Linked DNA regions of Homo sapiens: region 2 is linked to region 1. A link is an interaction called in ENCODE POLR2A ChIA-PET data of the cell type or tissue named here. Cell type or tissue: OCI-LY7. All regions are shown on one strand. Region 1 overlaps KCNK12 (potassium two pore domain channel subfamily K member 12). Region 2 has its middle 52 kb from the start of KCNK12.

Region 1 (8,000 bases):
GTGTGACTTGCCCACGTATGAGTACAGTGGCTAAATCACAAGCCCTGGAGTCAAGGGTTTAGGTTGATCCAGCCCCCACTACTCACTGGTGGCTGTCAGCAAGCTACTCGCTGTGCCTCAGTTTCCCCATCTATCAAGTAGACAGCACTGCCTTACAGATGGTTGTGGGGATCAGAGGGGAGGGGACAGCTGGCGGATTTAGCAGAGTACGTGGCACAGAGGAAACACTAAATATGCTTCTTCAGCTCCTTATCAAGGTTAGGCCTCCACAAAGGGTGGAGCAGGGAAGAGAAGGCCTCACCGGGCAGACCTATCTTGGAGAAGATACAAGCAATGGTGCTGAAGTTTCACAACAGTGTCAACCCCCTCCCTCATGTGTGTACTCACAGCTACTCACTTTCCTACTCTGTGCCAGCCATGAGGTGTAGTCACTGTGCCAGGGGGCTGAGTGTCCGGCCTGGGACGTGAGAGGGCATGGGCTCACCTGCTCAGGGTTTGAATGAGACCCCGGTAACCGCAGCAGTAAAGACCCCTCAAATGCCATCTCTAAATTAAAATGGGTGATCAGAAAATAGCAGGTGAACGATAGTGCCCTCACTGCCCACAGAAGTGCCTTCAGTCAGATTTAGCGCTCCATCTTCTGCCTTTCTGAAGGGACAGTGGAAGCATCCATTTGAAGACTCTTCCTGTGTCTTCTGCAAAACCAAAGAAAAGCCATCACTGCCGATGTCTCTCTTTAAAGATCTGTTAGGCTAGGCACGGTGGCTTATGCCTGTCATGCCAGCACTTTGGGAGGCCAAGGCAGGGGGATTGCTTGAGGCCAGGAGTTTGGGACCAGCCTGGGCAACATGGTGAGACTCCATCCCTAGAAACAATTAAAAACAAACAAACAAACAAACAAACAAAAGCAAGCTGGGCATGGTGGCTCACACCTGTAGTTCCAGCTACTCAGGAGGCTGAGGCAGGATTGTTTGAGCCCAGGAGGTCAAGGCTGGAGTGAGCTGTGATTCTACCACTGCACTCCAGCCTGGGCAACAGAGTGAGACCCTGTCTCTACATAAATCAGTAAGATCCATCTGTGCAATTCCTTCCTCCTAGAATTCAGAATCTGAGGTGCTGGTTTCCTGAGGACACTTGTGACTTGCTGCCTTTTATTGAACTCTGAGTGCCCTATTGCCCAGTTTGAGTGTTCCAATGGGAAGTGCAGAGCCACCGTGGCCATTCATTGCTGTAGAGCTGCGCCCCAGTACCTGATACATCCCTCACCCTTTTCCAATTGATTTTTAGCTTCCTTCATCCCTCCCTCTTTCCCTTGTCCTCTTCGTGTCCACAGGAAGCCTGTTGGGAGCCTGCTATGGCAAGTGCTGTGCTAGGACACGGTCCTGCACTCTTAGAGTTTGTGGTTCAGTTATTCCAGTTTCAGCACTTACATTCATTCAAATGCTTTGTGGAAGCAAGCTGGCTTTTAGTCACCAGCAATAGCAATTTCTGAAAATCACCAAGCCACACCAAATATATGAAATATCTTTCTCTAAGGTGGTCTTTAAAATTTGGGCTGACTCTCCTCCCTCTAGGAATGTTCTGATGAGTTTCAGTCTGAAGGCAGGGAGATGGTCTCGGTGACCTCCTGGGCCCCTGTTCTGCACTGAACTGTATGCCCATACATTCATAGGTTGAGATCGTAACACTCCAGTACCTCAGAATGTTACTGCATTGGTAGAAAGGCTTTTTAAAAAAGGGAATCAAGGTAAAACGAGGCCATTAGGGTGAGCCCTAATCCAATATGGCTGGTGTCCTCACAGGAAGAGTGTATTAAGATACAGACATACACAAGGAAAACCACGTGAAGATATGGAGAAGGTGGTTGTCTGCAAGCCAAGGAGAGAGTCCTCAGGAGAAACCAACCCTGCCAGCCCCTTGATCTTAGACTTCTGGCCTCCAGAATTGTGAGAAAATACATTTCCATTGTTTAAGTCCCCCAGTCCGTGGTACTTTGTTATGGCAGCCGGAAGGAGACTGGGGCCGCCTGTTTGCTTGGCTGCAGAAGCCCCACGTGGCTGCACCCTGGCTCATTCTGTTTTCTGTAGCAGCAGCAGCAGCAGCAGCGGCAGCAGGGAGCCCAGGATGCAAAGCTTGGTTTCTGAGCCCTGATCAGGAGGCTGTGTTTATATTTATCCTGCTAACTGCAGGGGACTGTTTATTCCCAGAGAAATAACCTCCTGGGCAGGATAGGGGCAGCCAAGGAACCAGCTGCTTCCATCAGGCCTGCTGGGCTCCTCCAGGTTCTCATCATACCACTTCTGTCGAGGCTCTCTCTGACGCAGCTCTCCTCACTCCACACCAGGCTTGGGCCCAGGGGCACAGCCTGGTCTTCCTGAGGATGCTCAGACGCAGGGACCGACTGCTCCTCACAAGCACCCTGGCACATGCACAGCCCAGGGACTGGAGCCTTCGCAAACAAGTCACAGTCCTAGTCTGAGATTCAGTGCAACACTAGGCGCTTAGTAGATGCTCAGTAAACAGAACAACAAGGATTTTCTTTTTTAGTTTTAAAACATTAGTCTACCCATGCCTTGATAAACTGTAAAATGCCTCTGCCACCCATTCTCCCTTCTTGCTCCCTTTCATGGGAGCTCTGAGGGGAAGGTCTCTGGGGTGGGTTCCAGCAACCCTGGGCCTGTTCTGGGGTCCTGCAGCCAGGTTGGGCTTTCAGGAGCCTATATTTCATCTGGGCCCCAGTCACACTACATAGATTTTTGTTTTATCACAGAAATCACTGCCACACTGTGACCCTTAAGGTCCTCAGCAGGGATGGCGCGAGGTGAGAGTATCAAAGCCAGGTGAGAGCACTCAGATGGCTTCTGCCTTTGAACGTGTGAGAAGCTCACTCATGCACAGCGACAAGCAAGAAAGACATGGGAAACTGACAGGTTTTCATCACTGGCTAGTGAAAACACATTTTATACTTCTGGGCCAACAAATACTTGGGTCAATTCACACATTGGCTTGAGAATGAGTTCTTTTTCTTTTTCTTTATTTATTTAGAGATGGGGTCTCACTGTGTTGCCAAGCCTGGAGTGCAGTGGCTACTCACAGGCACAATCATAACGCGCTACAGCCTCAAACCTCTGAGCTCAAGAGATCCTCCCACCTCAGCCTCCGAGTAGCTGGGACTGTAGGTGTGCACTACTGTGCTTGGCCAACGTGTTCTTTTTTGAGGTGGGAACTTTAATTTACTTGAGCAGATGTATCAACGTAGCTGTGAATAAGGAGCTACCAGGGCATTAGACTGCAGACTCTGACACAACCACCGTCACCACAATAAATAGCAACAACCACCACCACAACAAGCACAGACACCTACATTTTTTTTTTTTTTTTTAGCTTTGATTACTACACTGTGTTGCTTTCCTCACTGAGGCTTATGTGGGGTTTTCTGGTTTTAGGAATCATTTTCACACACGGTTTATTTACATTTCTTCACAACCACCTAGTGAGGTAAGCATTATCCTCGGTTTTTAGATGCACAATCTGAGGCTCAGAAAAGTGCAGTGTGAGGTCACTTTGTGAATAAGTCATAGAGGTAATGTCAGAATTTGGGTCAGAGACTCCACAAGGGCTGACCCTCCTTGCGGTTCTCTGAAGACACTGTAGAAACCCGTGGGAAGCTCTGCTGTATTGCTGGGTGCTCCTGTTCTGTGGCAAGACAACCTAGAAGGTGATAGGGGGTCTTCTCCGAGACATGTGCTCTGCTGGCTCTTTGGCAGAAAGGGCAGAGTCGGGGATCAGGACGGTCATGCAGGCTGGCACTGCCCAGGGGCTGATCTTCCAGGAGCTGGGCTAGCAAGCTCGGGATGGGGGATGGGTCATTCCCTCCTTCTCCCCACTGTCACTATAATTCTGGAGATCTGTAAAAGGATGTTTAACATGTTTAAAGTCTTTGTTTCCCATCCTTCTGCCAAGGATTGAGACATCGCCCACCCAGCTTCAATCCTCATAGCTACTTCTGCCACTGATGGGAGGAGGATTGAGGTTCTTTCTACCAAGGAGCCAGGAGGATGGCTGTCACTGCTCCTGGAAGCAGGGACTCCCAGATGTGGGGATAAGTACGCAGGGCCTGCCTTCCCTCCACTCTTGGTGGCTTCCAAAGGCCAACATTCTAGAAAGCCAACCACCCATGTCTCCTCTCTTTCTATTGGAGTGACTCTGCTGCTTCAACAGAGTATTAAAAACAAAGACAGCCTTCCACCCTGACGTCAGACACACAGACACACGAGCACGAGCATCTTGTACTACCCTGTGCCCCCATTCCCCATCAGCATACACGTGGTGTTTCGGGGATAAAGCTACACCAAAGGAACCCTCCCATACAGGCTTGGTACAGTCTCAGCCTGTAACGCTTCCCTTTCGAAGAGCTGTCCCTCCAGCAAGGCCTCATAACCCAGGGAACCCCTGGCATCTCTGCCGAGGGCATAAACCATATTAGCTCTGAATCATAAAGAATGTTTACTGAGAACCACATTTGGGAAGACCTTTCTCTTTCAAACCCTTTCTTCCCAGGCCCCCAGTGATGGCTAACACCATTGTTCGCAGCGTTCCTACTGAAACACATTGGTCGTGTGTACTTTCTTGTCTAACTCATAGATTGCAAAAGCTATAATTTCATGGGATTTGTTTTAAGCGCCCTTTTCTGGCAGATGTAGGCTCAGTATGAGCACTCTGTAATTTTCCAGCCTCCTAAATGGCCCCCTGGCAGCTTACATACCACATGGTGTAACCCACCCTTTTCCTATCCTGCAGACAACCCAATTACTCACACAGTCTTCACCAGGGCCCTCCTAGGTGGGTCCCCCAGGCTAGGTCCTGTGGGGGATGCAGTTGCACTTATAACAAACCATGGCACATCCTTTCTGAGGAATACTATGCATCCAACAAGAGGGATGCTTAGAAAGTTGATTCTGACATCACATACCAATACACAAAAACAAAACCCAAAATTCATCCAGAAAATAGACTCAAGGACAAAAAAATCCCTGGAGTACTATTTTAGTGGTGAAGCTAAAGGCTTTTTTTCCCTGTCACTTTTTTTGAGCTTCTCTCTTTTTCAAATGTTCTATAAGAAGTATCTGTTATTCGAGTGAATTAAAGACCACTCGTTTTGTCATTATTTTTAAAGGCAGAGTCTCACCGTCTGGGTGGGGAGGGAAGTCATACACAAGAGAGGAGATGGCAAGGTGCTAGGAGGTTAGATCATCACTGGCAGAAGGCAAATGAAGGAGGAGGCTCCATGAAGCCTGGATGATGAAGGTGGGCTCTGAAGAGGGAGTGGGCCTTAGATACATGAAGGGTAAAGGACAGGCAGGGATGCTCCAGGCAGGGAGAATGCTATGAATGAAGACTGGAGGGACAGTTCAGGGTCTTGCTGACTAGTTTGGCTGGAGGAAAGGCTGCAGTGAGGGTAGCATTAGCCACACTTGGGCTTGGAAAGGCTGGGGACCACTGAAATGCAAAGTAGCTTCCCCTGAAAGAAACCAGGGAGGCTGCTGTCAGAGAGTGGACCCTTTGGGAAGCCTGGATACAGATGGATGTCTTTTCCCAATTCAGTCATTTATAAGTAGCTCATATGTCTCTCAATTCCTCATCATTTTCGCAGCACCAACTTTGTGGGGGAGTAGGGGGACTAGCTGTGGAGTCAGGGACACCTGGGCTAGAATCTCAGCTCTGTCACTTGCTGGCTCTTTGATCTGAGAAAGCCATTGAGCCTCTTTTTGCCTCAATTTCCTCATCTGTAAATGAGATGTGAGCTGTGCTCACCTCCACAGGATGCTGATGAGGATTAAATGAGAAGAAGTGTGTAAAATGCTCAGCATAGTGCTAATAGCATGACCACCTCAAAATGCAAGCCATTTGTGCTAACTGATGGACAGCAAGGAACAGAATTTCTAAAGAGAGTAGATAAGAAAAAAATAGAGAAGAGGAGGTCATGGAATATAAAGCCGAGACTGAATTGCACTTAACTTCTTTTTTTTTTTTTTCTCAAATAATTTGCTCAGGGCTGGGGCAGCCAGTATCATCTACATGCTCTCTCCCTCAGGGAGGAACCCATCCAACACTAAACTTCCAGAGAAAGAGGCAACTATGGACAGGGAAAAGCTGTAAATGAAGCAAGTGTCATAAGTTCTTCAGTAACACCCTCTCTCTTATTCAAAAACTTCCAGTGGCTTCCTAGGGTCTAGAACTGTGAGTCCCAATGATCAGGCTTGGAATCCTTTGGGAACTCTGCAGTTATTGCAAAGGCATATCAATCTACTTGGTCACCAATTGTTGTTTGCAACCTTAACTTTCTCCTACATGGTTATGCTATTACTTTCCAAAAATATGTAAATGGTTTTCTGATGAAGATGCACTTAAAAGTGCTACTGAATTAATTCAGAGGACTTTGTGTGTCAATATGCATTTTCCCTATTAATTAACGGATACTGAAAGTACATGTAACTTCCATCATACAGGTGCTGTGAAACTATTCCTCGCATTTAAAGCGATTCTCATGTTTAAAAAGTTGGAAGCAGCCTAAGCAAAATGGCAAAGCCCCATCTCTACAAAAACTACAAAAATTAGACAGGTGTGGTAGCGAGCACCTATAGTCCCAGATACTGGGGAGGCTGAGGTGGGAGGATCTTTTGAGCCAGGGAGGTTGAGGCTGCAGTAAGCTGTGATCATGCCACTGCACTCCAGCCTGGGTGACAGAGAGAGACTCTCAGTGTCAAAAAAATAGTTGGGAGACTTCTGGTTCAAGATGATTATTTAATTACCTCAATTTACCTACTCTCCCTCTTAAGATCCTATTTAAATGATGGTAAAAGGACATAAAGGTGTAAACTAGCAATAACACAGGGAATGGGCAGAGGGTTTACAGTGGAAGGGCCCGAGAAGTTTCAACATGCTTGTGCAAGATGGACAGCTTGAGAGAGCTGTAACTGATGAAGGCAGGTGGAGAAACCCACAGCTCAGAGGGAGTACAGCTGAGAAGGGGAGGGAGGGAGGGGAACTGCCCTGAAGAACCCTGGAGAGACTTGGGTGTGGGAAAGGCCATATAGATAATGGGTAGCTGCCCACCCTCTGCCCCAAAAAGAAAGCCCGCAGTCCACAAGCCCCACCTATGCACACTGAGTTTCCAGTCCAATTTTCTATTTTTAATTCTTAAATGTGAGTGGACAGCCACAGTTCAGACATTTGAGGAAAGCCTGTAAGCCCTCTCTTGCAGCTCCTCCTAGCTTAGCCTCCTTCATCTTCAAGGGCACTGCGGCTCAATCTTCAGATCTCTTCTTTTCTGGCTCCCACGAACACGCCCTGGGACTCTGTGGTTCTAACCTTGACAGCAACTGAAATTACTCTCATGAGGAGTTTTACAAAATGCTAATTCATAAGCCCCCACTTCCAGAGAGAATGATACAGTTGGTTAGGGCACAACCTGGGCATCAAGGCTTAAAAACTCCCAGGTAATTTTAATATGCAGCCAGGGTTGAGAACCACTCTCCTAGGTGATCTTTTCTTTTTCTTTTTGCGTCTGGGTCTGGCTCTATTGCCCAGGCTGGAGTGCAATGGCACGATCATAGCTCACTGCATCCTTGAATTCCTGGCCTCAAGTGATCCTCCCACCTCAGCTTCCAGAGCCCCCTAGCTGACATTGGCAGGGCTTTATTTATTTATTTATTTACTTTTGAGATGGAGTCTCATTCTGTCACCCAGGCTGGAGTGCAGTACCATGATCTTGACTCACAGCAACCTCTGCCTCCCTGTTTCAAGCGAGTCTCCTGCCTCAGCCTCCCAAATAGCTGGGATTAGAGGCATCTGCCACCATACTTGGCGAATTTTTATATTTTTAGTAGAGAGGGGGTTTCACCGTGTTGGCCAGGCTGGTCTCGAACTCCTACCACATATAAGTGGTTCTCACTCCTGGCTACATATTAGAGTTGATATGGTTTGGATTTGTGTCCCTG
Region 2 (8,000 bases), 79 kb after region 1:
GTGGTATCTATTTTTTTTTTTTTTTTTGGCATGGTCTCACCGTGTCACCCAGGCTGGAGTGTAGTAGTGTGATCATAGCTCACTGCAGCCTTGAACTCCTGGGCTCAAGGGATCCTCCCATCTCAGCCTCCTGAGTAGCTGGGACTATTGTGACCTACCATGATGACTGGCTAATTTTAAAACAATATTTTTTAGAGATGGGGTCTTGCTATGTTGTCCAGGCTGGTCTCAAATTCCTGGCTCAAGCAGTCCTCCACCTTGGCCTCCCAAAGTACTGGGATTACAGATGTGAGCTACTGTGCCCAGCCTAATGTGACTGGTATTTTTAAAAGAAGAGGTCAGGCTGGGCATGATGGCTCATGGCTGTAATCCCAGAACTTTGGGAGGCCGAGGTGGGTGGATCACCTGAGGTCAGGAGTTTGAGACCAGCCTGGCCACCATGCCGAAACCCCATCTCTACTAAAAATACAAAAATTAACCGGGCATGGTGGTGCATGCCTGTAATCCCAACTACTCAGGAAGCTGAGGCAGGAGAATCGCTTGAACCTGGGGGGCGGAGGTTGCAGTGAGCCAAGATCGTGCCATTGCACTCCAGCCTGGGCAACAGAGCAAGACTCTGTCTCAAAAAATAAATAAATAAATAAATAAATAAATAAATAAAACAAAATAAAATAAAAGAAGAGGTCAGAGTCATGCAGGCTAAAGCCAGCCATTTGACAGTGGAGGCAGAGATGGCAGCAACACATCTCTCTGTAAGCCAAGGAATGCCAAAGGCACCAGAAGCCAGAGAGGCAAAGAAGGATTCTCCCCTACAGGTTTCTGAGGGAGCATGGCCCTGTCAACACCGTGACTTCAGATTTCTAGCCTCCAGAACTGGGAGATGATATATTTTTGTTGCTCTAAGCTACCCAGTTGTGGTGCTTTGTTACAGCAGCCCTAGAAAACTAATACAGAGTTGAAAGCAGCTTCACTCCGCAGCACCCATTTAAACAGGATTTATGTCGTCTGTGCACAGCCAGTTAATGGTCCAACACATCCTGGAGGTTCATCAGTCACTCCAGTCCTGAAAAGCCCTCGATGGAACCTAGTCACCATCAGGACAAGGAGGGTACCTGTGTGTCGAGCCCCACTAGGATCTTGGGCAGAGATCAGGCCTCTGGGGTCAGGGTGGTTAATAGACCTGGACCCTAATCCAGGCTTTCAATATGTGTTCTGCAAAGCCACATTAAGGGCCAACCCTGGGAAATCTATAAGATGCACTGTCTTACTCAAAGTTAATGTGCTTCAGATTAATGTCTCAGCAAAACAGCAGGTTATTATTAAAGGTCACAAACCTTTAAATAAAAGGTTCACAAACCTTCAGAGTTGACTAGAGAATATCTGACTCTATGAATGTTACATCTGTGAATGCTGAGGCTATGGCAATGAATGAGGTATCCTGATACATTCCAGCACATCTGCATCCTACCCTAAATGCCCTGGTTGGTCCTGGATGTGCAGACCTGTCCTCCTTTTCCATGCGTCATGCTTGGGGGCTCTGCTGCACAGCTCTCATGCACACCACCAACCCCATGAAAACTCAGCTCTCCCAAAACCACACCTGGCTAATCTGAGAAACAAATTCAGGTCCTCAGTAATAGTAACACGCCCCATTTGTTCACCTCCTATACCCTGCTCCAGGCAGCATTCCATTTTATCCTCACAATAACTCTGTGAAGTGGCCTGTTATCTCCTTCTTACAGATGAAAACACAGCAGCTCAGAGAGGTTGAGGAGTTGACCCAAGGTCACACAGCTGGTGATGGGCAGAGCTGGAACCAGCCCCAGTCCATGTGACTCCAAAGCTGCAGCTGTCTCCACTCTGTCCTGATGGGAGGGTCACTCTGCCCTCCTCCCAGGAGAGCTGCCTACTTCCCGACAGAGGCCTTTTACAAAATCATAATCCTTGAGAATTTTAGGCAATGTGACGTGCCATGGTTGGAAACCATTGGAGAGGCAAGTCCTTCTAGGGCAGTATTTATGCCTATGAATTCAGGAAAGTCTCAATGCTCAGTTCTGGGTCTATTTTTAGCTCCTCTCCATCTTGCCACTGGCCCAGGAGTGGCCTGAAACTCTGTTGGCCTCCTAGGGCAGCACTGCTGAGCAGATTGGGCTCCATCTATTGAAATGCTCATGGCATTTGAGATGAGGTGCTTTTCCCAATTAATTCTAACCTGTCAGTTTTGATTTTTTTCCTTTGAAGCCCAAATAACAACGTGTCACCTTTCTCGACAAAAAGCCAGCATTGGCGTTGACTTTTCTCTTTGGGCTAGACTCATGGAAGGTGCCAGAATCAGGGAACTGGAGCTTGTTTTTGTGTATATAGGGGAAAAAATCTTGGAGTTACATAGATCATGCAGGATCTATTCCATGGAAAGTAATGCAGCTATTACAATGCCAACGTATTTATTAACATGAAAAGGTGTTTATACTACATTGTGGAGTAACAAAAACTGTGTGTAGTATAATCCATTTTGTATTTCTTTTATCTACTTATCTGTTTTTTTTTTAATCCTAACTTTTCTCCCAAATTAAACATGTATATCAGCTCTTCAAGTGGGGGAAATTTTTTAAAAAAGAAAAGGAAAAGGAAAGAAAATACATACGTGTTTAAATTTATAAGTAAATTTAAATACTACAGCAAATTTACTGTTAAGTGTGGAGCTGTAACAGCAAACCCTGGCCCTGAATTTCAGTGGATACTGGTCTCTCAATCAGTTACAATAAACTTAACATTTGAATAAATTTCTGTGCGGACCCATATTCTATTTATTTAAACTTTTTTTTTTTTTTTCCCTGAGACAGTCTTGCTCTGTCGCCCAGGCTGGAGTGCAGTGGCTCGATCTTGGCTCACTGCAACCTCTGTCTCCCGGGTTCAAGAGGTTTTCCTGCCTCAGCCTCCCAAGTAGCTGGGATTACAGGCACCTGCCACCACACCCAGCTAATTTTCTGTATTTTTAATAGAGACGGAGTTTCGCCATGTTGGCCTGGCTGATCTCAAACTCCTGACCTTATCTGGAACTCTAATCTGCCCGCCTTAGCCTCCCAAAGTGCTGGGATTACAGACATGAGCCACTGCGCCAGGACTCATTTAAACATTTAAAAATTTTATTTTTATTGACATATAATAATTGTACATATTTATGGGGTACAATGTGATGTTCTAATACATGTATACATTGTGTAAAATTCAAATCAGGGTAATTAGCGTATCCTTCACTTCATACATTTATCATTTCTTTGTGGTACGAACATTTGAGATCCTTCTAGCTATTTTGAAATATACAATACAATATTGTTAACCATAGTCACCCTACTGTGCAATAGAACGCCAGAACTTATTTCTTCTATTTAATTAGTTGTTTAAATTTTTAAATTTTGAATTTTTGTGGGTATATAATATGTGTATATATTTATGGGGTACATAAGATATTTTGATACATACATGCAATGCATTATAATCATATCATGGGAAATGGGGTATCCATCAACTCAAGCATTTATGCTTTGTGTTACATACAATCCAATTATACTTTTAGTTATTTCTAAATGTACAATTAAATTGTTATCGACTATAGTCACACTGTTTTGCTGTCAATTACTAGGTCTTATTCATTCTAACTATTTTTTTCTGTACCCATTAATCATCCTGATCTATCCCCTATACCCGCACCACTAGCCTTCCCAGCCTCTAGTAACCATCCTTCCCTTCTCTATATCCATGAGTTCAATTGTTTTGATTTTTAGATCCCACAAATGAGTGACAACATGCAATGCTTTTTTTTTTCTGTACTTGGAGGGCTTATTTCACTTAACATAATGATCTCCAATTCCATGCATATTGTTGCAAATGACAGGATTAATTCTTTTTTTATGACTGAATAGTACTCCACTGTGTATATGTAGCATATTTTCTTCATCTATTCATCTGTTGATGGACACCAAGGGTGCTTCCAAATCTTGGCTATTGTGAACAGTGCAGCAACAAATATGGGAGTGCAGGTATCTCTTTGATATACTGATTTCCTTTTCATTGGGTATATACCCAGCAATGGGATTGCTGTATTGTATGGTAACTCTATTTTTAGTTTTTGGGAGAACGTCCAAACTGTTCTCCATAGTGGTCATACTAATTTACATTTCCACCAACAGTGCATGAGGGTTCCCTTTTCTCCACTTCCTCTCCAGCATGTATTACTGCCTGTCTTTTGGATGAAAGCTATTTTAACTGGTGTGAGATGATATCTCATTGTAGTTTTTTTGTTTTGTTTTGTTTTGAGACAGAGTCTTACTCTGTTGCCCAGGCTGGAGTGCAGTGGCACAATCTCAGCCCACTGCAACCTCCACCTCCTGGGTTCAATGATTCTCCTGCCTCAGCCTCCCAAGTAGCTGGGATTATAGGTGCCCACCACGCCCAGCTAATTTTTGTGTTTTTAGTAGAGACGGGGTTTCACCATGTTGGTCTTGAACTCCTGACCTCAAGTGATCTGTCAAGTGATCTGTCTGCCTCAGCCTCCCAAAGTGCTGGGTTTATAGGTGTGAGCCACTGCGTCCAGCCTCACTGTAGCTTTGATTTGCATTTCTCTGATGATCAGTGATGGGGAACACCTTTTCATATGCCTGTTTGCTATTGTATGTCTTCTTTTGAGAAATGTCTATTCAAATCTTTTGCCCATTTTTTTAGTTAGATTATTAGTTTTTTTTCCTATGAAGCTGTTTAAGCTCCTTATATACTCTGGTAATTAATACTTGTCAGATGAGTCGTTTGCAAATATTTTCCCCCATTGTGTGGGTTGTCTCTTCACTTTGTTGATTGTTTCCTTCACTATGCAGAAGCTTTTTAACTTGATGTGATCCCATTTGTCCATTTTTGATTTGGTTGCCTATGCTTGTGGGGTATTACTCAAGAAATTTTTGCCCAGACCAATGTCCTGGAGAGTTTCCCCAATGTTTTCTTGTAGTAGTTTTATAGTTTGAGGTCTTAAAGTCTTTAATTCATTTTGATTTAATTTTTGTATATGGCAAGAGGTTGGGGTTGAGTTTCAGTCTTCTGCATATAGATATTCAGTTTTCCCAGCACCATTTATTGAAGAGACTGTCTTTTCCCCAGTATATGTTCTTGGCACCTTTGTTGAAAATGAGTTCACTGTGGGTGTGTGGATTTGTTTCTGGGTTCTCTATTCTGTTTCATTGGTCTATATGTTTGTTTTTATGCCAGTACCATGCTGGTTAACAAAACTCTGTAGTATAGTTGAAAGTCAGGTAATGTGATTCCCCCGGATTTTTGGGTTTGTTTTTGTTTTTGTTTTTTGCTTAAGATAGCTTTGGCTATTCCGGGTCTTTTGTGTGGTTTTTTTTTTCTATTTCTGTGAAGAATGTCAGTATTTTGATAGGGATTGCATTGAATCTGTAGAGTGCTTTGGGTTGTATGGACATTTTAACAATATTGATTCTTTCAATTCACGAACATGAAATAGCTTTACTTTTTTTGGTGTTCTTTTCAATTTCTTTCATCAGTGTTTTATAGTTTTCATTGTAGAGATTTTTCATTTCTTTGGTTAATTCCTAGCTACTTAATTTTATTTGTGGCTACTTTAATGGAATTTTTTTTTTCATTTCTTTTTCAGATTGTTCGTTGTTGGCATATAGAAATGCTACTGATTTTTGTATGTTGATTTTGTATCCTGCAAATTTACTGAATTTGTTCACAAGTTTTAATAGTTTTTTGGCAGAGTCTTTAGGTTTTTCCAAATATAAGATCCTATCATCTGCACATAAAGATAGTTTGACTTCTTCCTTTCCAGCCTGGGTGCCCTTTATTTCTTCCTCTTGTCTGATTGCTCTAGCTAGGACTTCCAGTACTATGTTGAATAACAGTGGTGAAAGTGGGCATCCTTGTCATGTTCCAGATCTTAGAGGAAAGGCTTTCAGTTTTTCCCCATTCAGTATGTTATTAGCTGTGAGCCTGTCCCTTGTCTCTAATTGTAACTTTGTACTCACTGACCAACTTTTCCCTGCCCCTGCCTCCCTCATCCCCTCCCAAACTTCTAGTGGTCACTATTCTACTGTCTACTTCTATGAGATCAACTTCTTTAGATTCCAAATCTGAGTGAGATCATGTGATATGTGTCTTTCTGTGCATGGCTTATTTCACTTAATATAATGCCCTCTAGGTTCATCCTTGTTGCCATGAATGACAGGATTTCTTTCTTTTCTAAGGCTGAAGAATATTTCATTGTGTATATATATCACATTTTCTTCATCCATTTATCCATTGATGGACACTTAGGTTGGTTCCATATCTTGGCTATTGCGAGTAGAGCTGCAATGAACTTGGGAGCACAGATAACTCTTTGACACACTGACTTCCTTTCCTTTGGATATATACCCAGTAGTGGGATTGCTGGATCATATGGTAGTTCTATTTTTAATTTTTTGAGAAACCTCCATACCGTTTTCCATAATGGCTCTACTAATTAACGTTCCCACCAACAGCGTAGGAGGGTTCCCCTTTCTCCACATTTGTATCATTTGCTGTCTTGTTTTTTGATAGCAGCAATTTTAACAAGTGAGAGATAATACCTCACTGTGATTTTGATATGAATTTCCCCAATGATTAGTGATGTCCAGCAATTTTTCCTGTAACTTTTGGCCATCTGTATGTCTTCCTTTGAGAAATATCTATTCAAATCTTTTATCCTATTTCTAATTGGAATCTATTCAATTTTTACTTGATTTTCTCTTTAGAAAAACTTAAAACCCACAGAAAAATTGCAAGAATGGTGTACCATTACAATCAATACCCAAATTTCTTTCACCTAGTTGGATTGACTAGGATCATTTTGCCACATGTGCTGTCTCCATGTGGTTCTATATATGTCACCCCTCATCACCTAACACTGTGCTGAATAAATGAATGGCTGGAGTGGCAGAAAGGCCAGTCCTTAAAGGGCAAGGGGGGTCATACAGTGGGCACTATCTGAGGTCCAGTGGGTAGCTGGAGGAGAACCAGAAGCAGACAGACATCACAGGCAGAGAGCAGTGTAAGCAAAGGCTCAGAGGGTGGCCAGTGCAGAACTTCAAGGAGGATATAGATCTGGCCAACAGGATGTGAGAGGGAAGGTGGAGATGAGCCCGGAACTGGGGAGATTCCCAAAAGTCTCAGCTACAACCCAAAAGTGACAAAGTGTAAGGGGAGTGATATCATTTAGATCTGTGTCTCCACCAAATCTCATGTTGAGTTATAATCCCCAGTTGGAGGTGGGACCTTGTGGGAGGTGAATGGATCATGAGGGTAGAGTTCTGATAAAGGGGTTGGCACCATCCTCTTGGTGCTGTTCTTATAATAGTGAGTTCTTGTGAGAGCTGGTTGTTTAAAAGTGTGTGGCACCTCTCTGCCCCCCTCTCTTCCTCTCGCTCTGGCCATGTGAACTGCTGGCTTCCCCTTCCCCTTCTGCCATGATTGTATGTTTCCTGAGGCCTCCCCAGAATCCCAGCAGATGCTACCATGTTTCCTGTATAGCTTATGGAACTGTGAACCAATTAAACCTCTTTTCTTTGTAAATTACCCAGTTTCAGGTATTTCCTTATAGCAGTGCAAGAACAGACTAATAATACAGGGAGCCACTGAAAGGAGTAACGTGAGCAGTTTTGTGCATTTTATTTTATTTTATTTTATTTTATTTTATTTTATTTTATTATTTTATTTTATTTTATTTTTTTTATTTTATTTTGAGACAGAGTCTCGCTCTATTGCCCAGGCTGGAGTGCAGAGGCGTGATCTTGGCTTATTGCAACCTCCGCCTCTGGGGGTTCAAGCAATTCTCATGCTTCAGCCTTCCGAGCAGCTGGGATCACAGGCAAATGTAACCATGTCCAGCTAATTTTTGTGTAGAGATGGGGTCTCAGCATGTTGGCCAGGCTGGTCTTGAACTCCTGGCCTCAAGTGATCTGCCCACCTCG

What was found. ChIA-PET counts read pairs that join two places held together with the same protein. Peaks named below come from ENCODE experiments on the same cell type or tissue, not always from the same donor. Only the 100,000 strongest peaks of a DNase experiment are listed, where the experiment ranks them.
Region 2: POLR2A ChIA-PET joins it to region 1 with 5 read pairs; 4 of 35 experiments call an interaction of 5 or more read pairs at or near these places.

What each region holds. Positions count from the first base shown.
Region 1 is chr2:47,539,894-47,547,893 of GRCh38, forward strand. All of the region lies in intron 1 of KCNK12 (potassium two pore domain channel subfamily K member 12), which reads right to left. It also overlaps a transcript of MSH2 not described here. Among named protein-coding and RNA genes, the nearest start is that of MSH2-OT1, 16 kb to the left of the region's middle. In OCI-LY7, no CTCF peak of the experiment used is centred here; no DNase peak of the experiment used is centred here.
Region 2 is chr2:47,619,137-47,627,136 of GRCh38, forward strand. It overlaps a transcript of MSH2 not described here. Among named protein-coding and RNA genes, the nearest start is that of KCNK12, 52 kb to the left of the region's middle. In OCI-LY7, no CTCF peak of the experiment used is centred here; a DNase peak (open chromatin) is centred at 4,595.